2 separate regions of the Mus musculus genome follow, and region 2 is linked to region 1. A link is a loop called in an ENCODE intact Hi-C map of the cell type or tissue named here. Cell type or tissue: gastrocnemius. All regions are shown on one strand. Each heading gives the region's core, and the rest is flanking DNA. Links, peaks and the distances in the headings are about the cores only.

What was found. A loop is a pair of places that touch in the nucleus more often than their neighbours do. Peaks named below come from ENCODE experiments on the same cell type or tissue, not always from the same donor. Only the 100,000 strongest peaks of a DNase experiment are listed, where the experiment ranks them.
Region 2: it touches region 1 in a loop (9-fold over the local background); 41 of 42 quality-filtered maps call a loop at or near these places.

What each region holds. Positions count from the first base shown.
Region 1 is chr3:88,403,145-88,411,454 of GRCm38, reverse strand. It overlaps Pmf1 (polyamine-modulated factor 1), which reads left to right and starts at 1,058. Exons shown (of 5, transcript NM_025928.4): 1 at 1,058-1,299. The coding sequence starts at 1,148. It overlaps Slc25a44 (solute carrier family 25, member 44), which reads left to right. Exons shown (of 4, transcript NM_178696.5): 4 at 1-961. In gastrocnemius, for the core only: a CTCF peak has its summit at 4,249 (motif pointing left); DNase peaks (open chromatin) are centred at 1,091, 1,359 and 4,219; H3K4me3 peaks cover 1,983 bases; H3K27ac peaks cover 2,908 bases.
Region 2 is chr3:88,463,448-88,471,778 of GRCm38, reverse strand. It overlaps Gm40089 (a long non-coding RNA gene), which reads left to right and starts at 5,644. Exons shown (of 4, transcript XR_867446.1): 1 at 5,644-5,765; 2 at 6,033-6,239; 3 at 6,395-6,448. In gastrocnemius, for the core only: a CTCF peak has its summit at 4,416 (motif pointing right); a DNase peak (open chromatin) is centred at 4,454.

The DNA of each region.
Region 1 (8,310 bases), core at 311-8,310:
CATGGTGCCAAATTGGAAGGTGCTAACTGAAGCCTTCATGTTTCTCACGGCTGCTCCACATTCTTCCATCCTGACTTGACCCAGTCTCCACACACACACCTCCTACTACTCGCTGTAGTCTGTATTTGTTTCCTTCTGAGCCCTCTACTAATGTCTCAGCATTTTGGTTTGTTTTTTGAGACAGGGTCTCATATATCCCAGGCTGGGTTTGAATTCATTATGTAGCAGAGGGTAGCCTAGAACTCTTCATCTTCCTCCACCTCCTAAGTTCCAGGTTTACAGGACGCCGCCAGGCCCCACTTCCTGCACTTTATTGAGAGAGCCCTTCAATCTTGCCCATAGTCATCTGAAGGGTGAAGCCCACAGATCATTTTAAATCCTTTCGCTCCTCACCTCTACCTTAAGACCTATCAATACAGTGGAGCAAGGGCCCCTCTCAGGCTTTCACTATCAAGACCTTTGTGATTGGACAGCTCTGCTCTTTGGTCTTTCCTAACGGGGCAGAGTGTGGACATAGGTTCCTCCCACCTTTCATACCTTAGGTTACTCCTTCCCGACTTTTCTTGTCCGGTGTTTAAGCCTCTCCCTTTCTTGTCCTATCTCCCTTTCCTTCTTTCCCCTTGTGTTTGAAAGGACCTTGGATATAAAGGTAAAAGGCACCCCCGTGTCGGAACTCCTACTCTCCCAAGGTCAGGGTCTGGGATTGGCCTTGGTGAAGATGAGCCAGTGGGCGGCCATTTTTCCAAAACTGGAGACCAAAACAGCTAGAAATGTTGACCCATTGGTCAACACACAAATTAGAAACTCGGCAAGACAGGAGGGCTGGATAGAGGCACATGGGAAAGAATGCACATTCAGCATTAGCTAGAAATGGACTCGAGGAGATTAGCTGCGAATATTCACTGTTGCACTGTATGAGATCTTTGAAATGTAATTAAAAGTTTTTATTGAGCCCCTAAACTCTGGCTTTTGGGTTTTGTTTTCTGCCCTTCCCCCCCTCCCTCCCCCCGGAGCTGAGAACTAATTCCTCGTCCTCGGCCACTGCCCCGCCCCATCCGGCTCCGTGACGGGCATTCCGCGGCCTCCAATCGGAGGTCCTGTTGGGAGGAGCTGCAGGGCCAGTTTATTTTGGCGGTTCAATTTCAACATGGCTGAGGTGAGCCGAGATAGCGAGGCTGCGGAAAGGGGGCCTGAGGGCTCCTCTCCGGAAGCTGTGCCAGGGGACGCGACCATCCCCAGGGTGAAACTCCTGGACGCCATAGTAGACACTTTCCTCCAGAAGCTAGTCGCCGACAGGAGGTAGGTGGCGACCAATGGGGAGAGGTGGCGGGAGGTCTGTCGCAGGATCGTAAGTCCCGCGAGATACGCTTGGCGCAGTCACGTGGGCGACCCGCCGCGGTGGAGCAGGGCTGCTCCCCTGAAACCTCTCGCCGCGGTTTGCGGAGGAGTAGAGGGAAGGTCGGATTGCAGTTGCTGTCTTCTCCACCGTCCCGCAAGGCAGCAGCCTGGGGCCCGCGGCAGCCTTAGGGCAGCCGACGTCCTTCCCCAGAGGTCATCTGCTTACGTAGACCTAACGCGCCAGGGCGCCAGATGAGCGCAGAGCTCTGCTGGCTGGAGCGCGCGGGAGGTGGCAAGCACTGAGCTTGCAGTCTTTTTTTTTTTTTTTTTTTGAGAAAGGATTTCTCTGTAGCCCTGGCTGTCCTGGAACTCACTCTGTAGACCAAGCTGGTCTCGAACTCAGAAATGAGTGGCTGTCCTTACAGGCTGGTGTGCCAGGCCTCATAACCAGGAATGTCCTGGGCTCAGTGGTAAGAGCACTCGTTGATCTTGCAGATCTTGCAGCGCACCTACATGGTGGTTCACACCCACTTGTAACTCCACTTCCAGGGGATCTGACACTATTCTGGTGGGCATTAAGCATGTACATGGTGCAAATACATACGTGCAGGCAAAATACCTAGACATAAACATGACCGAATCAAATTAACATTTTAAAAAAAGGAATGTTAGCCGGGCAGTGGTGGCGCAAGCCTTTAACCCCAGCACTTGGGAGGGAGAGGCAGGCGGATTTCTGAATTTGAGGCCAGCCTGGTCTACAGAGTGAGTTCCAGGACAGCCAGGGCTACAGAGAAACCTTGTCTCAAAAAAAAAAGACTATAGGCTCAGTGCTCGCCACCTCCCATGCCTTCCCGCTCCAGCCAGCAGAGCTCTAGTGACTTCCACAGTGACTAGAGGAAGACTGGACATGCTGGCTTCAGGTGGACCTCAAATTCTTGCCCTGCTGTCCTTTTCGTTGGCCTGGCTAAGGCCCAACTGCCAGAAGTGCCAATCTTAGGTTTCACAATATAAAGATGCAGTCGCACATGGCCCTGCTATCTGCACTCCCCTGCCTTGTCTCTCCAAAAGCGAAATCTTTTTTTTTTTGGTCCTGGCAGTCTCCTGGACCTTCTGAAACAGTCTTTCTCTTTAGCTGCAGCAAGCAAGGGATTCCTTTTCTGTGTCTTGTGACATTTGAACCTGCCAGAAGAGACTGGGTTGGTGGTATTAGTGGAGCCCAGGGTAAAGGCCAGTTAGTACTATTCAGAGAGAAGCCAGGTCTCCCACCAGGACACAGTGCAGCCAGCAGCTTGTTACAGAGGAGTGGGTCCCATGAGGCTGAGGGGCTAAGGTCTTACCATATCCTGATCCAGTGCTATGGCCTGGGATGCTCTAGGCAGGGTGTGATTTATATAGTTATGTTAAGCCCAAGGAAAGAGCGAACATCAATTGTGCCTCAGTTGCTGGCATTTTAAACTAAAGAAAGGCAAGGAGGTGAGGGCGATGGGACTCAGTGGTAGGTAGGGCTCAGTGATGGAGCTGCTGGGAGGCCTGGGGCTCTACCTCCAGGCTCAGAAATAGCAAAGCTGGTTGGCATTCAGGAAACAGTACTACACAGAAAGAGTAGTTTTATGTATGAGCCATAGAAACTCCCTACCCACTCTGCAGGTTCAGGTAATTGGTCGTGGTGAGAATTCATGTCTGAGTGCAGATCTGCCTGTCCAGATCTCCTCTTACTCTGTCTTCACGGTTTCTGCCTTCGTCAGGCTGCGTCATCTTAGTCTTACCTCCCAAGTCCGTCCTTTTGAGTCAACCTGTGCAGGTCTTAGTCTCTGCTTCAATCCCTTTGGCCCTTCTATAGTTCAGATTCTTGGGTTCTCCCTTCTCTGAATGGTGGAGTGTACATTCTAGCTGGCTTCATCACATCCCAGCTGAGCGGCCTTGGACAAGCTTCTGTCTACCAGTTCTTGGTCATCTGAGTATTGGGGATGATGGTAATGGATGGTCATCACAAGGATCCTGTGAGGACTTGATAAGCTAACTCACCTAGAATGCTTAGGACAGGGCCAGGTACCAGTCAGTCTTCCAACCGTTCCCATGACAACTGCATCTTTGCCCATGTACACAATACATAGCCCTTGAGCAGCCACCTCCTTAATATTCCAAGCTTATTTCCCTGAAGTCTGGTCTATATCTCCCTATGTGTGTATGGAGGTCGGAGGATAACTTTCACAACCATTTCTCTGTCATTTCTTTCTACCTTGTGAATCACAGGGGTCAAACTCAGGTCACCGGGCTTGGCAGAAATTACCTTTACCCATTCAGCCTTTAGAAACATGATCACTCCCTAGCTGAGACTTGACCATTAGATTAGGCTAGCAGGCCATCAGTTCCCAAGGATCCCCCCAGCTCTGCCTCCTGAGCCCTGGGACTTTACATGGGTGCTGGGTACCAAGCTCAGTCCTTATGTTCAGGTGGCAAATGCTATACTGACTGAGCCGCCTCCCCAGCTTCCGCCTCCTCCCTCAGTTGGAGTCGTGCTTTGGATTTGTGTCAACGAGGTTGGCCTGCTATGGTGTCATGCTGCTAGAGCTCGCTAAGTTGTTTGTGTTTGGTGGGTTAGTGTTTGTCTTGTGTCGCTCAGGCTGGCCCTGAACTTCTAATCTTCCACTTTCTCCATGCTGGGATTATTTCAGTCTTCAACATATGTGCCACTGTGCCTGGATTTATTTAGTTCTGAGGACTGAACCCATGGCTTGGTGCATTCTAGGCCATTACTCTGCATCTTCAGCTGGAGAATCCCTTCTAAGGGACCAGGGCAGCTGTAACTGCACGTGTCATTGGACAGCCTGAGTGTTTTGTATCCAGCTTGAGCTATTGCTTTCAGATCCTTGCTACTTTTGTCAGTCACTGCTGCCCTCTAGTGAGCAAACTGTGGAACTGGTGACTTATGAAGCCTGCTGTGCACGGTAGCATAAAGCAAGCCTGGCTTTATGTACTAAAAGTTTGGGGGTTTTGAGACCCATCTCTCATTTGGCCCCTGCTGGCCTAGAACTCGCTGTGTTTCCCCTGCCTCTGCATCCTGATACCGGACTGCAGGAGTGCACCACCACACACTGCTTTTGCTCCCTTAGCCCTGTGTATCTTGTGACACTGCCCAAGAGTGTTACATGTTTGTTGTCCGGGCCATTTCTACCATTCTAGGTGTATGTGTAAAACAATAGGCTGTAACTGGGCATCTACATAGGAAACTCCAGGACAGCCAAGCTCACATAGACCTTGTCTCAAAACAACAACAAAAAACCCAAAAACATGCAAACAAAAACCAGGTTGACAGATGACTAGTTTTCTCTGTTCTCTACAGTGGGTGTGTGATACCAAGTCCAGATCTGCTGCCACCCACTCCACCCCACTCAACCCTCCCCTTTTTATATCACCCAGGCTAGCCTGGAGCTAAATATGTGGACCAGACTGGCCTTGAATTGTAGAGGCTTCTTCTGCCTTTTGAAGTGCTGTGGCATCTGCCACCATGCCCAGCTCTGTAGCCCTGGCTTTTACATGGGCACTGGGTATCAGTCTTATGTGCACATGGCAGGCATGTTACTGGCTGAGCCATCTCCCCAGCCTCTGAAGTTAAATGTCTGTAAAGTGAAACTTTAGCTCCTTCACAGCAAGTCCTTTTGTTTTCACTTTCCCGGTTGCTGCATGCATGAGCTCCACCTCTGACTTCCAGTCTCGTCCTTACCCTGGGTGTTCTGTGCAGGGAATGAAACGCTGCTTCAGTGAGTTCAGATGACACATGCAGACTGAGAAAATATGCTGGGTTAAAATCAGCCACACTGTGCTCACCTCAGTAATTAATTAACTCTCCCTCCTTCCCTCCCTCCCCTAAGGAATTATTTATTTTATGTGTATGAGTACACTGTAGCTGTCTTCAGACACACCAGAAGAGGGCATCACATCCCATTACAGATGGCTGTGAGCCACCATGTGGTTGCTGGGACTTGAACTCAGGGCCTCTGGAACAGTAGTCCATGCTCTTAACCACCGAGCCATCTCTCCAGCTCTGGCCTCAGGAATTTCCATGTGTTTATTTTTTTGAGACGGGTCTCACTGTGTAGCCCTGGCTGGACTCGAATTAAAGATCGCCCCACCTATGCTGGGATTAAAGGCATGCATACCACAAACAGCCTTTTACTTATTTGTTTTTTAATTCTGTTTTGTTTTTTTTTGAAACAGTGTGTTCCTATGTAATGCAGACTGGCTTCACATTTGTTTTATAGCTGAAGCTATGAACCCTTGATCTCCTGGCTTCAGCTGTCGGGTGCTGTATTAGCTAGAAATGCTTTCTCTTTTTCTTTTTCTTTTTTCTATATTTTTAGATTTAATTATTTATTTTATGTATGTGAGTACACTGTCACTGTCTTCAGACACACCAGAAGAGGGGATCAGATCCTGTTACAGATGGTTGTGAGCCACCATGTGGTTGAACTCAGGACCTCTGGAAGAGCAGTCAGTGCTCTTAACTGCTGAGCCATCTCTCCAGCCTGAAATGTTTTCTCTTAAGAGACAGGTTTTGGGGGCTGGACTTACAGCCCAAGGGAAGGGCGCTTGTGTAAGCATTCAGGTGGACCTGAGTTTACCCCCAGCCCTGCAAAAGGCAGAAGAGAAAGGTTTTGCTTGTATTGCCCTCAAACTCCCAGGCTCAGCAGATCCTCCTGCATCAACTGTGTATAGATACTTTTTAAAAAAGATTTATTTATTTAATGTATATGCATGTAAACCTGCATGCCAGGAGAAGGCATCAGATCCTGTTACAGATGGTTGTTACATGTGGTTGCTGGGAATTGAACCGAGGACCTTTGGAAGAGCAACCAGTGTTTTTAACCACTGAGCCATCTCTCCAGCCCCACACAGATACTTTTATTTAAAAATTTTAAAAGAAAAATCTGGCCAGGATGTGGTGGCTCATGCCTTTAATCTCAGCACTTGGGAGGCAGACAGAGGCGGGCGGATTTCTGAGTTCGAGGCCAGCCTGGTCTACAGAGTGAGTTCCAGGACAGCCAGGGCTACAACAGAGAAACCCTGTCTCAAAAAAGAAAAGAAAAAGAAAGAAAAATCTGTTTGAACAGCTTTGGAAGCCCTGAGGCCTCAGGCTCCACATCTCCATTTCCCAGAACACTAGAAAGCTCATCTCAGTTTTAAAGCTTAGTTTGTGGATTTCTTTGTTGTTGGTGGCGTTTTTGAGGCAGGATCTCATTTTGTGGCCCAGGCTGGCCTTGAACTCATGATCCTCCTACTGCCTACTGTGTAACAAGATTTTACACACCACCAGACTCAGCTAGTCACTGGGTTTGGGGGTTTTGTTTTGTTTTAAGAAGGGGTATCATACAGCCCAGGCTCATCTGAGTGATCCTCCTGCCTCTGTTTCCCGAGGTGGTACCAAAGTGCCATCATGCTTTGTTTCATGTGGTACAGGGGACTGAACACAGGGCTTTGTGTGTGCCCAACTGAGACAGGTCCCTAGCCCTAGTAGGAGGTTTTAAATTTTTCTTGTTTTGTTTTGGTTTTGAGACAGGGTCTCTCTATACAGTTCTGCTTATCCTGGAACTCATTAAGACCAGGCTGGCCTTGAATTTGCAGAAATCCACCTGCTTCTGCCTCCTAATTGCTGAGACTAAAGGTATGCACCACCCAGCTTTTTTTTTTTTTTTTTTTTTTCTTTTCTTTTCTTTTCTTTTCTTTTCTTTTCTTTTCTTTTCAGGGGTGTATACTATCATACCTGGTTTGTTTTCTCTCTGTCTGTCTGTCTCTTTTTCTCTTTCTTTTTTTTTTTCCCGAGAGTCTGTTTGTGTTTGTGTCTGTCTGTCTGTCTTGGATGGCGTTTGTCCCAGACTGGCCTCAGACTCCTGTGTGTGTGGCTGAGGATAACTCCTCATCCTGGTTCTTCAGCTCCTGACTCCTGATGCTGGGGTCACACGCTGATGCCACCAGCGCTGGTCTTTGTAGTTCTGGAACTGAACCTAGGGCTTTCTGCATGCCAGCTAATCACTCGACAACTGTAGCCCCAGAGGATCACTGGAGCCCAGAAATTTGAGACATACATACATACATATATACAAACAAACAGGGGCTGGAGAGATGGCCTTTTGCTCTTTCAAAGGGCCTAAGTCCGGTTCCCAGCACCCAGGTGGCAGTTCACAACCATCTGAAATTCCAGTCCCAAAGGGTCTGATGACCTCTTTTGGCCTCTTCGTCCAGTAGACACGGACATGGTGCACAGACATAAATGCAAGCAAAACACCCATACTAAGATGAAAATAATAAAATTTCAAAAAAAGGGAAGGGGGGACACAGTGATAAAAGACACCCATGTCACACGTACACACACAAAGAGACAGAGAGAGAGAGAGATCACATGATGGCTTCTTGGGCTTGGGTTAGCTCTTGCCGCTCTTCCTCTTCCCTACCCTGCTTCCCCTAGATTGTTTTTCTTTTCCTCTTTTTTTTTTTTTTTTAACTTCTCCACGCAGGGCCCTGAAGCCGGGGTCACAAGCATGTTAAGCACACTCTACTGCCCCATTTTTCTTCAAGGTGCATGTATTCACTGGGTGTTTGCTGTGAATTACATCCTCCTGCAGCTGCCAACAGGGCAAGACAGGGTAGACATTTTTGCCTTAGTATCCTTGGGCAGCTAGGCTCAGATCTCAAAAGGACAATTCAGAGGGCAGATGCCGGGAAGCCTTCCAGTCCACGGCCCACAGCAAGGTTCTAGGCATCTTGTTTTCTTCCTAGTTGTGCCAGCCACTCAGTCTGTGGCTCTGAAGAGGACTGTGGAGGGACACATGATGCCTGCCCTTGCGGGCTGGGATTGAAATAGGTAATTGTGGCTTAAACATCAGGGATCCTGTTCATCTTCCCAGCCCACTCAGGCATCCGGGTCAGGCCGGGCACATCTCTCCTTGGTCCAGCAGTGGACAGGACCCACGGCAG
Region 2 (8,331 bases), core at 292-8,291, 60 kb before region 1:
TTGGGCAGAATAACTTCTTTCTCTTGTTTTCTTTCTTTCTTTCTTTCTTTCTTTCTTTCTTTCTTTCTTTCTTTCTTTCTTTCTTTCTTTCTTTTGAAACAAGGTCTCACTTTGCAGCCCATGTTAACCTGATCTTGTTATATAGACCAGGCTAGCCTTGAGCTCACAGAGATCCATCTGCCTCTGCCTCTGCCTCCCACTTATTAGGATTACAGGGACGAGCCACCACGCCTGGCAACTTCCTGAGTGCTGAGGCTGGAAGCCACAGAGGTCTCTTTGACCCCCACATCCAACCTCGTAACAACTGAAGGGAGGCAAGAGGGTAGTTAGGTTCAACATGACTAAATAATGGGTGTTGGTTCAAGATCTGGAGTCTGACCCCAAGTGGTTTATTTTAGGCCTACTTAAATTAGCACCGCACAATTTGGTTTAAAGCCTTATTCTGGTAATCATTAACTCAATCCCGAGTTCACAACAAAGCATTCCTAAATAGCTTTAAAAAAAACAAAGTGAGCTAAACACAAACCAGGCATGACGACAGCGAACTCTTTGTGAGGTCCACGAAGATAGGTTCTATAGATTGAGAAAAACAAATTAACGATAAGGGTCTACGAGATGATCTGGTGCTGGAAAAGTCTCTGGCTACACAGGGCAAAGGTCACCAGCCTTCTGGACACATAAGGCTGTGCATTCCTTCCCTACGGGAACAACCATGTGTTTAACATTCCAGACTCCTCTAGTGCTTCTCTGTGAGCACACAGACCTCTGTGTGGCCTACAGGAAGCTGAGGCTGAGCCGTGTGAGGGTGGCACGTCCCTGGGGTGCTGCACATCTGTTCCATCTTCTCATGTGGTATGGGGTGCAGTGATGGTTTGAATAGGAATGGCCCTTATAGACTGTATGATAGGCACTATTAGGAGGTGTGGCATTGCTGGAGGAAGTGTGTCACTGTGGAGGTGGATTTGAGGTCTCCTATATGCTCAAGCTGTGCCCAGTGTGACAGACAGTCCCCTTCTGCTGCCTGCAGATCAAGATATAGCACTCTCGGAGACCCCTCCCGCACAGTATCTGCCTGTGTGCCGCCATGCTTCCTGCCATTAAGGCAGTGGACTGAACCTCTGAACTGTAAGCCAGCCCCAATTAAATGCTTTCCTTTATAAGAGTTGCTGTGGTTGTGGTGTCTCCTCACAACAATAGAACCCTAATTAAGACAGACAGCAAACTAGAACAAGTTCCCTCCACCCACATCATGTATTCACAAAAGCCTGTGACTTCAGCTTCTAGGGGATATGTTGGTTAGAGTTTCACTGTTGTAAAGAGACACCATGACCGCAGCATCTCTTATAAAGGAAAATATCTAATTAAAGCTAGCTTTCAGTTTCAGAGGTTTAGCACATTATTGTCATGGTAGGAAGCATGGTAGCAAACAGGCCAATATGGTGCTGGAGATGGAGCCAAGAGTTCTACATCTTGATCCACAGTCAGCAAGGAGAGACTGTGTCTCACACTGCACTTAGATTGAGCATAGGAGACCTCAAAGCTCACCTCCAAAATGGTTATCTCTACCTTCTAATAGTGCCATTCCCTATAGCCAAGCATGCAAACACAGGAGTCTATGAAAGAGTGGTCTCCTGAGTCATTGCTGTCTCTGAGGCTCACTGCCTCTGTCTGCTAACCCAGGCCTAGTCCTGGAAGCCCCTAGCCTCTGTACAATCTAACCTAGATGGTTAACTTGGTGCTAAGTGAGCTCACCTTTTCTTGTTCTTTCTGAGCTCTGGCTGGCTGGTTCAACTCCGCTGTCCTGGCTCAAGCTCCTCTCCAAGCTGACTGATTCAAACTGGCTTCTCTCTTGGTCTCTCCTGAATTGCTCTGCCAGACCTCAACTAACTCTAGCAATCTGTTCTAATCTTCTGGCTCCTTCTCATTCTCTGGCTTATTCTGTCTTAATCTATGTCTGCCTTGATCTCTGCAACCTGCCTCTGTAAGACTCTTCCAGTAAAACTGCCTCCTTCTTTTTCTCTCTTTGCACTGCTCTCCTAAGTAGCTTCCCTTTCCTCCCTCTTGTGAGAGTTGGGCGTATCCAGTCTGTCAAGTCTTTCTCTGATTTGTCACTTTGTCTGCCACTCAATTAGATATCACATTGAAACATCCCATTGGTGCTTCCTGCTACAAAGTTATGTTACTTTCATTGTTTAGGATTAAAGGTGTATACCAAGGATGTGTCCATATTCCAGCCAGAGGGTTTAAAGGTGTATGCTAAGGGCTGAACCACACCATAATTAGAAACAGGTTGTTTTTTTCGTTAGGTAACACAATCTTGGAGTTCATATGGTAATCGAATATCCTGCAACAAGTCTATGGGGGCCATTCCTATTCCAATCACCACAGGGGATTTGATGCACGTGGCCCCAATTTATTATTAAAAATAATAAATACATCTTAAAAAAAAACAGAAATGGCGGCTGGAGAGATGGCTCAGCTGTTAAGAGTACTGACTGCTCTCTTAGAGGTTCTCAGTTCAATTCCCAGCAACCACATGGTGGCTCACAACTATCTGTAATGGGATCTGATGCCCTCTTCTGGTGTGTCTGAAGACAGCTGCAGTGTACTCATATACATAAAATAAAGAAAATTTAAAAACAAACAAACAACAACAACAAAAACAGATTGAGGGCTGGTTAGATGGCTCAGTGGTTAAAAGCTCTGGCAGGAGACCCGGGTTCAGTTCCTAGCACCCAGATGGTGGATACCAAGTTCCAGGGGATCTGATACCCTCTTCTGACATCTGCAGATTCCTGCATGTATGTGGCATACCACATACATATACGAAGGCACACACATACACACAAACAAACAAATAAATATGAAAAAAAAGGAAAGAAAGGCAAAGAGAAAAAGAAAACACCACCTGTATTCCCAGATCAAGACATTAGTGTATTCCTTGTGTAAAGAGGCACTTACAATAGGAAAGAGACACATGGCTGCTGTCTGCTGTGTCAACCTCGGATGTGGCGGGGCACATGGGGAAAGAGAGGGAGATATGAGGTGCTGCTTGCAGGATGCAAGTGGCAGGGAATGGAAATGGCACGTGTGCTCAACAGCCTTTCCTGGGACTTCAGTTCAAGAAGCTCAGTAGCTACCATCCGTTCTTAAAACAAAGGCAGCCTGAACTGAATCGACACAGGCCAAACCAGTGCCTAACGGACAGGCTCACACGAGCCACTGAGAAAGTCCTACAAAGAGCAGAGACTGGAAGACAACAGAAGAGGAAGAGGCTTAGAGCCCTGCTGTACCCGGAGCCACATCACCAGCCCCAGTAATTCCTTCCTTCCCTTCTTTTCTTCTTTCTTTTATGAGATGGGGTCTTACTGTGTGGCAGTAGCCCTGGCCGGCCTGGATCTCACTGAGTTCCACTTGCCTCTGCTTTCTGGATGCTGGAATTGAAGGTGTGTGCCACCTTGCCTTTCAAAAAGAAAAATGAATGTTAAAACAATCAAAGGGATTAGAGAAGGGCCACACAGACAAGGGAGCTGTCTGGGTCACCTAGAAAGAATGTGGCAAGGTCTGTGTCACGCTGGTGTTCCTTATGGGGGTGGGGGAAGTTAAGGAAAAGTCAGATGCTGTGAGTTTTGGATGGTTCCAGAACTTTCACTGCAGTTCACCGATAAATAAGGTAAACTGTAGAGATGCCAGAGCACTTCCTGTTCTTACAGAGGACCTGGGTTTGACTTCCAGAACGCACATGGTGGCCCACAATCTTCCATATCTCCATTTTCATGGCATCTTGTGCCCTCTTCAAATCTCTGAGCGTGCCAGTCACATGCATGTGACATGTGACATACATACAGGCAAAAGATTCACACACACACACACAAATAAAATAAGTACATTAAAAAATAAAACAGTACAGGTGAAAAAAAAGATTAAGCATAGGCCATCAAGACGGCTCCGTGTGCGAAGCATTTGCCGTACAAGCCTGACAACTTGGGTTCCATCACCGGAACCCACATAAAGGTGGGAATGATGCCTCAGGGTATCGTCTGATCTCCACATAGGCACTGTGGTGTGTGTGTACCCCACATACGCATCACACACACACACACACACACACTAACAGACTTAGTGTGGGGGCTAAAGAGATAGATCAGGGAGCTGGAGAGATGGCTCAGTGGTTAAGAGTACTGACTGCTCTTCCAGAGAACTCAGGTTCAGTGTCTTACAGTGATCTAGAAAACTATAGCTTCAAGGGATCTGAAGGCTTGTTCTGGCCTCTGAGGGCACAAGATACACACAGTGCATTTAAACACACATAAGTGAAACATTTGTATACATAAAACCCAGAAAATGAGGTAAAATAAAGTAGAGATTGTTTGAAACGGAGCGTATGCTGGGGATGAAGACTGTCCGCGAGACGAAGACCCTTTCAACCGCCAGGTGTCGCTGTGGGAAAGGAAAGAGCTACAGAGCTAGCTGGCCAGAACTGGGGCCTCCAGCGGGTTGATTAGACCTGTGAGCCTAAGCTGAGCTGAACAGTGCATGCTGGCCCTGAGGAGACCATCGGAGGGGAGATGTGAAGTATCCTCATAGCAGGACGACAAAGCCAGGTGGATTGTGGAAAAAACGGCCATGGATTCTGGAGGCAAGGTGCACTAGTGTACCATCCATGATATACCCAAAATTGCTCTTTTTGTAAGGTTGGTTTTTGGGGATTTTTGAGACAGGGTTTCTCTGTGTAGCCCTAGCTGTCTTGGAACTCACTCTGTAGATCAAGCTGGCCTCAAACTCAGAAATCAACCTGTCTTTGCCTCCTGAGTGCTGGGATTAAAGGCTTGTGCCACTACTACCTGTTTTTTGTTTGCTTGTTTTTTAATTTTGTTTTGTTTTGTTTTATATGTATGAGTGTTTTGCTTAAATGTGTGTCTGTGCTCTCTATGTGCTGGGTACCTTCAGAAATCAGAAGAGCCTGTTGGATCCCTGGAGCTAGAGATGTGAGCTGCCAAATGAACGGTAGGAATCTAAATCGTGTCCTCTGGAAGAACAACAAATGCTCTTAACCACTGAGCCATCTCTCCAGCCCCAGGAAATATATATATATATTTGGAATGAGAGGTGTCCTACACAGACTCCTAACTTGTCAAGCTCCTGAGACTAAGTGGCTACTACTGTGGCTAGTGGCCCAGGACTCAGAAAACATCTGTATCCTCTTTCTTTCTTTCTTTCTTTCTTTCTTTCTTTCTTTCTTTCTTTCTTTCTAAGATTTATTTATTTATTTTATGTACATGAGTACACTGTAGCTATGCAGATGGTTGTGAGCTTTCATGTAGTTATTGGGAACTGAATTTTAGGACCTCTGCTCGCTCCTGTCGGCCCCACTTACTCCGCTCTGGTCAACCCCACTCCGACCCAAAGATTTATTTATTATTATAAATAAATACACTGTAGCTGTCTTCAGAAGAGGGCATCAAATCTCATTATGGGTGGTTGTGAGCCACCATGTGGTTGCTGGGATTTGAACTCAGGACCTTTGGAAGAGCAGTAGTGCTCTTATCCGCTGAGCCATCTCACCAGCCCCTGTATCCTCTTTCTACAGCTCAGAGAACATTATGAGAAAAGCAGCAGAGAGAATGTAAGAGATGGAGCAAGGATTGGAGCGCTGGGAGCTACTTACTCAAGAGGAAAGGTCATTAAAACCCAGGAAGTAGAACAAACTTACAAATTCTAGGAAGCACCAGAAATGTACAAGATTGACAAGGCCTCCTCCCAAGGTGATGCAAACCATAACAGCACCTGGGTAGAGGTGCAGACCAGTCAAGCTGCCTAAGAATTGTTCAGAGATTCCCGGGGTGCAACTTTTATGGCTTCTCTTGCTGGGCTGGGAAAAGCCCAACACAGTCTGGTGATAGACTCATGATAATTGCATCCTGGAAGCTCTCTGCAATGACCTACCTTGTTAGATAATCTCTGGGAGGGAGGGACCTGATGAGTCTGTTAAGTTTCAGGGATTTCCTGAGTTTTGGTTATCCTCTCTCCAGGGTGGACATGTTTCTGTTTGGAACAACAAAGCTGCCTTTGAGTTAACATCTGGTCAGGTAGTCCCTGACTGATGGAGATTTGATAGGTCCCTCATCCCCCAAGCATACACAAAGCAGCAAGGACTGCTGAGAGATGCTCTCAGACAGGCTGAGCTACCTAGAAGCTGAGCTCAGTACAACTGCCAGGAAGAGGCCCAGAGCACCGAGGTATGTGGAAAGCACGCTCTCTAAGACCGGGTGCTACATGCAGGTTGTGAGTGTGCTTTGGGCTCCCAGATTTTGAGCTGTCACTCATGCTGGGGGTAGGCTGTTTGCTTCTGTAAGTAACCCTGAAACCTCTGATAAAGCTCACTTGTTCACAGACTTGGACACTGGTGGTATGCACACTTTGGTCTGTCTTTGATTCCCTATTTGGGGTGAGTAGACATTTTTTTCACATTTCCCCAGAGTGTTACACAACAGTCAGGCTGTGTCTCAGGAGAGTTGACCAGCTATGAGTCAGGACATGAGTGCAGAACACTTCTTATTACAAGAAGAAAATTTCCCTCTAGGACCAACTAAAGGCTTTACAGAAGCAGGAATCTATGCAAATTAAAACCAAATGGTAAGACATTTGACAGACAGACAGACAGACAGAGACAGGGAGAGGGAGAGGGAGAGGGAGAGGGAGAGGGAGAGGGAGAGGGAGAGGGAGAGGGAGAGGGAGAGGGAGAGGGAGAGGGAGAGGGAGAGGGAGAGGGAGAGAAATAAATATGCCCACATCAGGTAATTTTGTGGGACAGAATCCTGACCGTCCATCCTCCCCCATCCCCCGCTGGCCTGAAGTTCACTGCATGGACAAAGCTGACCTTGAACTCACAGGGATCCACCTACTAAAGGTGTGTGCCACCATGCCCAGTGGCTAGCTGACTGATTTTTAAAATTCATGACTGGACTTTTGGGACTGTGGTTACCAGATCAGGTGTCCACACAGACCCCTGGCCTCTTCTCTTCAGACTCAACGTCCCCACTCAGAACTGCTGTTGTGTTTCCTGTGCTCCACCACAGGCTGCCCTTGCCAAAGTCTCCAAAGCCCCACAATGCAGTCTGTTAACCCAATGCCACATCTCTTCTCAGTCTTCACTTCACTTGACCTTGTTTGCCCCAGGTGACTCACCCTTCTTAGCCAATTTCGATGATTCTTCCTCTCCCTGCTTACTGGGCCTGTCTGCACTCACATCTGAGAGGCTTCCTCCAGGTCAAAGGCTTTGGATATCATGCACAAAGCAGTAACCCACAGGTCGTTTCTTTGCTTTAGACCTTTGTTATCCATTTGAAAGTCTAATGGCATCTCAAGGTTAAAGAGAGCAAGCCAGCATGGGGGCTCCCACCAGTGATTCCAGTACTTGAGAGATGGAGGCAGGAGAGCAGGAGTTTAAAGTCATCTTTGGCTACATGGCAAGTCTGATCCTCAACTTTCAAATGTTCTTACAAACTTTGCCATCAGCCCCGATGACACCTTTTGTCCGGTTTCCCAGGCTTCGAATCCCTGAGGCATTCTGGATTCTACTGTCTCTTCTGTCCCACCTTAGCTCACTGGAAAGATCAATCTATTTTTAAAAATATTTATCTTATTTAATTTATATGTATATATCTGCTCGTATGTATGCATACATAAATATAGGTTCCTGTGAAAACCAGAAGAGGGTATCAGATCTCTGGAGCTGGAGAGACACATGCTGTGAGCCACCAGTTGTGGATACTGGGGTCCAAACTTGGGTCCTTTGTAGGAGCAATATGCAGTTGTTGTTGTTTTTAAAGATTTATTAATTTTATGAGTATACTGTAGCTGTCTTCAGACACAGGTATCAGATCCCATTACAGATAGTTGTGAGCCACCATGTGGTTGCTGAGAATTGAGCTCAGGTCCTCTGGAGGAGTAGTCAGTGCCGTTAACCGCTGAGCCATCTCTCCAGCCCTGTAGTATGCAGTTTTAACATTTTTTTCTGTGCAGGGAATTGTGTGTGTGTTGTGCGCGCACACACATGCATGGGTGCACCTGTGTGTGCATGTAGGTGTACAGAGGCAGGGGAAAACATTAGCATTATCCTCAGGAAGCCAGTTCACCTCCTTTAAGACAAGGTCTGTCATTCACCTAGAGCTCACTAGTTAGTTTAGATGGCTGACTATCAAGCACAAAGACCCTCCTGTCTCTGCCTCCCCAGTGCTGGGATTCCCAGAATGCACCACTGCACCTATAATTTTCTTTAAAGGATTTATTTATTTATTATATGTAAGTACACTGTAGCTGTCTTCAGAC